2 separate regions of the Homo sapiens genome follow, and region 2 is linked to region 1. A link is a contact called in ENCODE Hi-C or POLR2A ChIA-PET data. All regions are on one chromosome and are shown on one strand. The core of a region is the stretch at or near the end of the contact, and the rest is flanking DNA. Distances in the headings are between cores, read along the strand shown. Region 1 overlaps RAPGEF6 (Rap guanine nucleotide exchange factor 6). Region 2 overlaps FNIP1 (folliculin interacting protein 1).

What was found. Hi-C counts contacts between places; a loop is a spot of excess contacts on that map. ChIA-PET counts read pairs that join two places held with the same protein, here RNA polymerase II (POLR2A). Pooled maps may share reads with other maps.
Region 2: a loop to region 1 is called in a map of IMR-90, with 2.6 times the contacts of the local background. The contact joins two enhancer-like sites. A Hi-C loop is called at or near these places in 2 of 168 maps with a recorded cell type or tissue (IMR-90 and endothelial cell of umbilical vein), 4 of 37 single-sample maps with no recorded cell type and 11 of 50 pooled maps. POLR2A ChIA-PET finds 5 or more read pairs at or near these places in 3 of 52 experiments (GM12878, WTC11 and activated B cell).

Annotation. Positions count from the first base shown.
Region 1 is chr5:131,434,590-131,438,909 of GRCh38, reverse strand. All of the region lies in intron 24 of RAPGEF6 (Rap guanine nucleotide exchange factor 6), which reads left to right. Among named protein-coding and RNA genes, the nearest start is that of CDC42SE2, 170 kb to the right of the region's middle. Within about 2 kb of position 2,604, at least 3 of the 41 ENCODE cell types and tissues checked have a DNase peak (open chromatin) inside an H3K27ac peak, as active enhancers do.
Region 2 is chr5:131,638,924-131,643,243 of GRCh38, reverse strand. FNIP1 (folliculin interacting protein 1) reads left to right here. Exons shown (of 18, transcript NM_133372.3): 18 at 1-1,530. Among named protein-coding and RNA genes, the nearest start is that of RAPGEF6, 5.9 kb to the right of the region's middle. Within about 2 kb of position 2,568, at least 4 of the 41 ENCODE cell types and tissues checked have a DNase peak (open chromatin) inside an H3K27ac peak, as active enhancers do.

The DNA.
Region 1 (4,320 bases), core at 1,355-3,854:
TATAAGATTTAGGAAAACAAAAATTAGGAAAACAAATATGCTTTTCCTTTTTTAGTAACAGAGTATTACCTTTTTTAAAATTAGGATTTAAAATAACCTGTACTCTTGTGGATTTTTTACTTATACAGAATCTCATGAGGTAAAAAACTGAAATTCTTGTTCATTTACGTGTTTTCATAATTCAGACTGGAGCATTTCTTTTCTTGGCTAGCCTGGGCAGTGTGCAGCAGATGCCATTTCATGTTAGCTGCACATGTAGCATTCTAAATATGGTGTGTATTTCTTATATTGACCCTTCACACTCTGTGTGTACCCTGGAAAGAAAGGGGATTTAGTCCTGGCATCTTCTTCACAGATGTAAAAGAATTACATATTTAAATAATCACACCAGAGGATGGTACATGGTCAGAGGGAAGACAAGCTTATTATAATAATTCTAACAGGAGAGAGAAGCTTCCAGAGCTTGCTTCAGCTTCCAGGCTCTAAGTTTCATCTCACTCTGCAGAGCTCTTTCTTATTTTTGCCACCTATGTGGCAATTATGTACAGTGATGTCAGACCTGAGTTTGAACCGTGATTCTGTCCTCCACTGTAGCTGTGTTACTACAAGTAATTTATTTATACGGTCAGGTTTCCTCTCTGTAAGATGGGAAAAAGACCATCTAGGCCAAAGCAGGCGGATCGCCTGAGGTCAGGAGTTCAACACTAGCCTGGCCAAGATGGTGAAACCCATCTCTATTAAAAATACAAAAAAATTAGCCAGGGGTAGTGGCACATGCCTGTAGTCCCAGCTACTCAGGAGGCCGAGGCAGGAGAATCACTTGAACCAAGGAGGCGGAGGTTGCAGTGAGCCAAGATCATGCTATTGCACCCCAACTAGTTTGGTGGCTATGGAAACGAAGAAAGAATTGGATGCAGAATTGTTGCCTAACCTGGGTGACAAGAGCAAAACTCCATCTCAAAAAAAAAAGAGGAAAAGAAAAAGACCATCTATTTTAACAGCCTCTTATGTGGTTTAAATGAAATAATATTTATAAAGCCTCATGTGTGGTAAGTGTTTAGTGAATTGGAATGTCTCTTTTCTTTCTCTGCGGCCACCTCAGGACACCATAGCTCCATTACTCACTTGCTTTTTTCATCCTCACATAGCTGAGACTGGTTAGATTTTTTTCATTCAGATTTTACTAAAGAAAGCTTAATAAAAATGAAACAGGAGATAAAAACAGTTTGTATAGTAGGTGTATTTATAAAACACAGATTTTGATCCTGTTGTAGCTCATATGTAATTTTGTGTGGCACACAGACCTATGTCATCACTTTCCTTGTCTGTATGGTCCTATCCAATGCGCCCCTTACCAGATCTTGCGATGTAGGATAAGCCGCAGTGCCTCCAGTCAGACAGATGGTCCAAATGAACAGTATCCATATGCTCCTAATGCTCGTTCAGGAACACCTTTACACTCCTTACCCCTGTTAGAGGCTGCTCAGTGGTCCATCCCATTATAGCTGATTTGGTATTTTATGCCTGAATGTGACTTCTGGAAAGTGGTATTAGAAACAGGAATTCCTCCATTGCTCTTATTCCCAACAAAATCTACACTCAACACTCGAATAGAGAAGTATTTTCTCCCTTTGTGAGAAAATTGTAGCCAACAATTGAACACCATGTTTATAGGTTTGTGAGCTTCTCGTAGTAATGTTTAGAATTCTTAGAAGCCTGAAGAAATTCTTCTCTTCAAAACTGTTTCAGCTTGTTCTTGCATGTGTACTATCAAAACCCCAACCAAGTATGATCCTTCTATTTTTGTAGACAGGTTTTTGCCAGTAACCTATGATTGAACAAAACTGTCATTATGCTCAGAGTAAATTATTAGGATCTGTTCCTGGTTCTTATTAAACTTGGAGATCTGTTCTTTGTTTTCTTATGATTAAGAAAATAAACCTGTCTTCATGTTTTGCATGAGGATAGTTTAAACAAGAACTTTAAAAAAGAAGTCAAAAGACCTTAAACATTATCTACCCTAGTGTTTAAGAAAAGCACTCTCCACCTTGGATCTACAACAGGATCAGAAAATGAACGTTATAAATATACCTATTGTATGTACTATTTATATGTCTTATTTGGTTTTTACTAAGCTTCTTCATAGTAAAATCTACCTTACAATTCTAGACCTACATAGTTACTTTACAGAAATAATTCTAGTTACCTGATATTTTTGTCATATTTTTCCTTATGATTTTACCAGCTTGGCTTCCTTTCAACAGTTTTTTTGTTTTTGTTTTTGTTTTTATTTTTATCACCAGCTTGTGCTGATAAAGGTAATCTTTCTCCTGCATTCTGTCTTGCAATAACTGATGTGTATATGTTTTATATATAAGTAGATTTTTTTCCATGCATTAAAAAATATGTTGCTAGATTTCAATTTTTCAGATATTATCAAGATGTTAGAATTTTTAAATAGTGAAATATTATGTAAACAAGGCTAATTGTGATTGACCATGTCAGGGTTTTTGCATCTCTCCCTCCAGTTGGCAGTATCATATCTGATCACAGCAGCAAGATCAGTGGCCAGAGCTGCCCCGGAATAGGTGGGGCTTACTTGCAAAAGAAAATCCTTCAGATTACCAGGAGCACAGCCAAAAGAACAGACAGTACTGAGAAGGCCACTGAGGAGAATAGAGACAGGACAAGTTGTGAGAACACAACCAGAAAAAGAATGACATCCCCGTTTAGAAGACTTAGGGAAAGAATGCTTTCAAGGGAGAGACTAGTCAACAGCCAAAAAGAGGACACAGATCACAATCAAGCTACAGAAAGCTGTGAGAAAGTGAAGGATGTTGGAAGCAACATCAAAGATGAGAAAGGGAGTGCCATCTTCAATTCAAATAGCCAAGGCAACAGTAACACTTTAAACTGCTTCTATACGCGATTCAAGTCTAAAAGGAGGAAGACACTCTGATGAAGTTCCTTATTTAATTTTAGTGTTAAGTTTGTTTTCAGTTATTAATGTATACATGGCTTAAATTAAACCATTTGTCAAAGCTTAGGCAGACAACTTAGTAAAATACTATTTATAAACACTTGAAAATGCCTCATTTGTACATAAGTTATTTTACTGATGTATTGAGTTAGTAAATTTTATACTCTTGTTTTCTGTAGTTGACTTTATTTCCTACTGTTAGCTGGATCTGTGAGTGAAATATGTAGAGGAGGCTTTTTTATCTTCTACTTTTTACGTATCTTTGATTGGGGGAGAAGGGACTAGTCTAACATAGCAATATCAGAATCATCTGGGAAACTTGTTAAAAAATGCAATTACTGTGTCCCACCCCAGACTTCATAAACTTGAATTGCCAGAAATGGGATCTGGAATGTTTATTTTAATTGGCTTGCCAGGTGGTTCTTAGTATTATTATATTTGAGAAATACTGATCAAATAGACATAAGAATGAAATTATTTTTTAAACAATGAAGCAAGATTATTGTGTAGAGCAATGACTTTTTCTTTTCAAGAAGAAGGTTTTTATTTATTTTTAATTTACTTATTACATCCACTTTCTTGGTCCTCTTAAAAATTGACTAATCAGCTCATGGACATTGACAAATAGCAGTGATCCCAAGTTCAGAGATGTATGATAGACGTCAGAAGACTGGCTTGTCTTGGCTTACCCTGTTCCTGTCCACGTAGGCCAAATATAAATCACACATTTTCTAGGCCTTTTTCTCTTTGAAATAGTTAACGAAACGACTTAATAAGATTACTGTGCAACAAATTATTCCTTAAATGACTTGAGTTATATGTGAATAACTCCAAGATCCATAAACAGAGAAAGACTTGGAACTAAGGATGTTGTCATCCTCTTTCTGCATGAAGATGAGGCCCTGAGAATTCCAGTAACATACCCAAAGCCTGTAATTCTTCCTAATGACATTTCTAGGTATTGGTCCAAAGGTCACATATCTACTAAACCCTACTTTCCTCTGTGAGCAAGAAGATATTTTTTACTTCTTTGAGACCCGTCCCTTGTTGGGATTACTAGGGCATTTTCTTTTTCTTTTATTTCTAAACAAAAATTTGGTTTCTTCCAGTTATCAAAATAGATTATTATGTACATTAGCCATTCTGTTGCAGATTTGTTTTTGGGTCCTTCACCTCAGTGCGTCCCTAGAATACAGAAGAACATCTCTCTAGTTGTCTGCTGTGCAGTAAGTCACAGAACAACATAGAACATGTAGATGCTGTTTTTTTCTATAACACATTATTAAACATGTATCCACTCAGCTGTTTAATATTCTGCAAGGTTGGTGAAGAAAAAGGAA
Region 2 (4,320 bases), core at 1,319-3,818, 200 kb before region 1:
TTTGACCTTGAATTTACAGCATTGGGTCACATTTTGCCTTGCTGTGTATGTATTCAAGAGACTTCCAACTAGACAAAGAAAAAATTGTTGTTTTAATGGAATGTAAACCTGAAATTGGTGTGTCTGCAATCTGTTTGGCCCATGACCTTTTACCTAGTCCCAGTTATTACCTGAGTCTCCCATGGATGACTTGCTGCCAAGGAGTGTTTGTGGATATATTTTCTTTGGCTTAATTTTCTTATTCTGTGCATTAACAAAATTATCCAGTTGTCTGATTTTGGAATTCTATGAGTCAATCTTTTTGGCAGAATTCAGAATATTAAAAAGTTCATACATTTGCGGGCCATTGTACCTTTTTTTTTTTTTTTTTTTTTTTGACGGAGTTTCACTCTTGTTACCCAGGCTGGAGTGCAATGGTGCGATCTCAGCTCACTGCAACCTCCGCCTCCCAGTTCAAGTGATTCTCCTGCCTCAGCCCCCAAGTAGCTGGGATTACAAGTGTGCGCCACCACACCCAGCTAATTTTTTATTTTTAGTAGAGATGAGATTTCACCATGTGTTGGTCAGGCTGGTCTTGAACTCCTGAACTCAAGTGATCCACCTGCCTCGACCTCCCAAAGTACTGGGATTACAGGCGTGAGCCACTGTGCCCAGCCTTGTACTTTTTTTTTTTTTTATTGTAGCTCTGTATAGCACTTGGATAATGTCTGGGTGTCTCCTTAACCATCAAACTGTTCTTTATTTAAAATGTTTAATTACCGTTTAGAAATTCTAGTCCTCAATAAGTGGGTGGCTCATGCTATTGTTGTTCCTAAAGCTAAGCTTTGCTGGGAAGGAAATGACCTATAGTTTCTTAAAGAATCATTAATCCTTATAGGATTCCTGAGTTACTGTTTTGTTCCTCCCCACTGCTTCCCATTCCTGAGTTTTGTAATTCCTAATCCTTCTATAATTTCTATTACCTTCACCATAGTCATTCTTTCCTTACGCAAAGCCCAAGGAATGAGCTGCTGCTACTTTAAAGTGTGGTCATTATGATGAATGTGAAAAGAGTTTTGGCTTGTTCTAAATAATTTTTACAAGTTATGGTACAGACAGTTGTTACATATCAAAAAAAACCTGTTTATTGAAACAGGAAATAAAAAAGGGATCTTTTACATTATAGAATTAAAACTAATTTTTTCTTGTATATAAACTAATTGGTTTGATTTTAAATATTTCTGGCTTTTATTAATATGTCTTAATTTTGAGTTTGAAAATGTTAAGTGCAATAAAAACATACTAGTACAGATTTTGTTTTGTTCCAATTGGCATACTCTGGGGATGATCACTTAAAAAAACAGATTTTACATAATGCCTACTTCTGGTAGATGTCTTATGAGATTGTTCTGCTTTTTCTAAGTTACTTAGATGTTGGATATGTACATAGCTGTTTCTTGTTCTGTATACATTTCTCAAATGTACACTTGTATTATAATAACCTCCCAGTTCTAGGGGATATTTGTGCAATAAATACACATGTCAACTTGATGGATGGTGTTGGTCTTTCTTTCATATATTAAGGTATACGTAACATGGACTGATGTCTGTCCAGACATCAGATGACAGAAGTTATGGACTGATATAACTTCTGTCAAACTTAGAAGTTTGACACTTCTAAGGATGTGACCTTTCCTCATTGGTATTTCCATATTGGTAATTTAATAGAATCTACTTCATGAGGTGGTTGTGAGAATCAAGTGAAATAATGAATGTTAAGGATTTAGCTCAGTACTGGCATACTCCAAGTGCTAAATAATTTTTGGCTGCTACTTTTACCAGATAATCTGTCCAGCCTTCCTCTTGTGGCCCCCCACCTATTGTTTTGCGAATTTTTAGCGTATGTTCTTATGAATAAAAACATAGTAACAGAAAATATAAGAGTATCTTCTTACAGCGAGCAACAAATTGAAAATTTCTTTAAATGCTTTTATGAAAGCAAAGTGAACCCAACAATCTAAAAACCTAGAAGTTATATAATGTTAAGAAAATTGTATTCAATACAGGCTGGGTGCGGTGGCTCACACCTGTAATCCCAGCACTTTGGGAGGCTGAGGTGGGCAGATCACCTGAGGTCAGGAGTTCGAGACCAGCCTGACAAACCTGGTGAAACCCCCTCTCTACTAAAAATACAAAAATTAGCCGGGTGTGGTGGCAGGCACCTGTAATCCCAGCTACTCCAGTGGCTGAGGCAGGAGAGTTGCTTCTCTCCTGCCTCAGCCTCTAGAGGTTGCGGTGAGCTGAGATCCTGCCACTGCACTCCAGCCTGGGCAACAAGAGCAAAACTCTATCTCAAATAAAAAAGAACATTGTATTCAATACAAATTACTATACTTTACAAAAAATTGGCTGATTAGTTTGGGTTTTAATCCTCTTTGTTCACTGATTTGCAAGTGACTGAGCAAGTCTATTGTTTTCATCTGTATTGTAGGGAAATCAGCTTTGTGCCTGCTCTATAGCAGTGATTCATCAGTGAGTAGGCTTATTGGTAAGCTGTCTTGCTCAGGCTAGGTTGATCTGGGCAGAGTTAGTCCTGGGGGCGGGACTAGACCAGGGGCTTTTTGAGGTACCTGTTTTCATATAATACTACATATTATCACTCTTACATTTAACCAAAGAGAGTAAGTGAACTGTTTCAAAGCAGAGAAGTCTCAAGTATTTGGGAAACAGCTGTCAGCTATTTTAGAGGTTTAAAATTGGTAACGTTTATGAGAAGATTTTTGCTAGTGAGAAAAGGAGATACAGAGACTTTAATGTGATTATCTGAAGTCACAGTCTTTCCTGTGTGTTCATCTTGTCTCTCAGACCAGAATGTTTTCTCAACTACTATGTGGTGACAGCTGTATTGTAAAGATATCCGGGATTTCTTCATTTGTCTTTGCCAATATGCAAGGTGGGGTAGGGTGGCAAGTAGGACCAAACCTAAACTGAAGGTGCAAGGTGGGGCTGGAAAATTGTAGCTGTGAGTGGGAACTGCTTAGGCAGATAGAAATGGGGGGGCACAGGGGAGTGTAGTGCTCCCTGTTTTTGTTCCATCCTGCAGACTGGGTTTGCCCTGTTTGCTCTAAATTTAAGATTAGTTGAGACTTCCCCTCCCCGCCCCCCCCCCAAAAATACAAGCAGTCCAAAACAGAATATGTTCCCACCCATTATTTATCGGGAGAACTTTAGTGTCCTTTTGGTCTTAAAGCATGTGCTCAGTTACCCTCTCTCTTCCAATAGTCAGGTGACTAGTTCTTCTTATCTTTCTTTTAACACTAACTTTGTTTCTGGTGAACCTGAATCTAGACTGATCCCTTCATCAGATTGCAGACACCTCTGTCTGGGTTAACGCAGTCTTCTTAGACATCCCACAAATACACCTGTATTTACTCTATGGAGAGTATTAAGTTAAAGAGGCTTGAGCTTCCTTCCTTTTCAAGTGGCTGTCTTAATAACGACAGTCCTTACATTTACCTCAGTGCACAAATTCAAATTAATGATAAAGGCAGTATTGCTTTCCTACATTGTCTCAAGGGGAAGGACGAAACTCTTGATAAATGTGTTAAGTACAGGGAAGGTATTTCCGTAAGAATCTTGTGATATCATTCTTGGGCATATTTGGTCTAGCACTCACAAGTCAATGTCCTTCTTTAGTGTGGTACAATGGCTGGGGTTAAAGATGGATCAGACTAGTTTAGAACCACAGTTATTATAGTTTAAAGTGGTTCTCAAACTTGGTTGCATATTGGAAGCACCTGGGGTAGCTTTTGAAAAATATGAGCTCCTATACTCCCACCACCAGAGATTCTGATTCAATGATAACAACTGACCTTCTGGATTTGAGTCAGTAAAAGCTCTTATTTGTCCATAGTAGTGACTCAATCTCTAGCATACTCCAAATCTCAGTTCCTTACTTCATTTCAGGTACTGTTAAAACCTGAGCTTTTTACCCCATTTTTGTTGGTTTGCAGTTATTCTGGAAAGATGGACATATGATTATGTCTGTTTATTGAGCATTCAGTTTTGTAATGCAACAGCTATGTAACCAGAGATGATCTTTGTCACTGGAGAGCAATCAAGTACCTCTGTTTAAAAAAAATTTTTTTTTCACTCTTGAGCAGCTTCATGATATTCAAGTACCTCTCTTAATAGCAAAATGCCCTCATAATAAGTTAGTCCTTAATTGCACTTGGTCATTCAGCAAATATTTATTCAACACCTATGATGTGCTAGGGATAGGTTTGGATACTAGGGATATGCCAATAATACATTATTTCTGTTTTCATAGAGTTTACATAT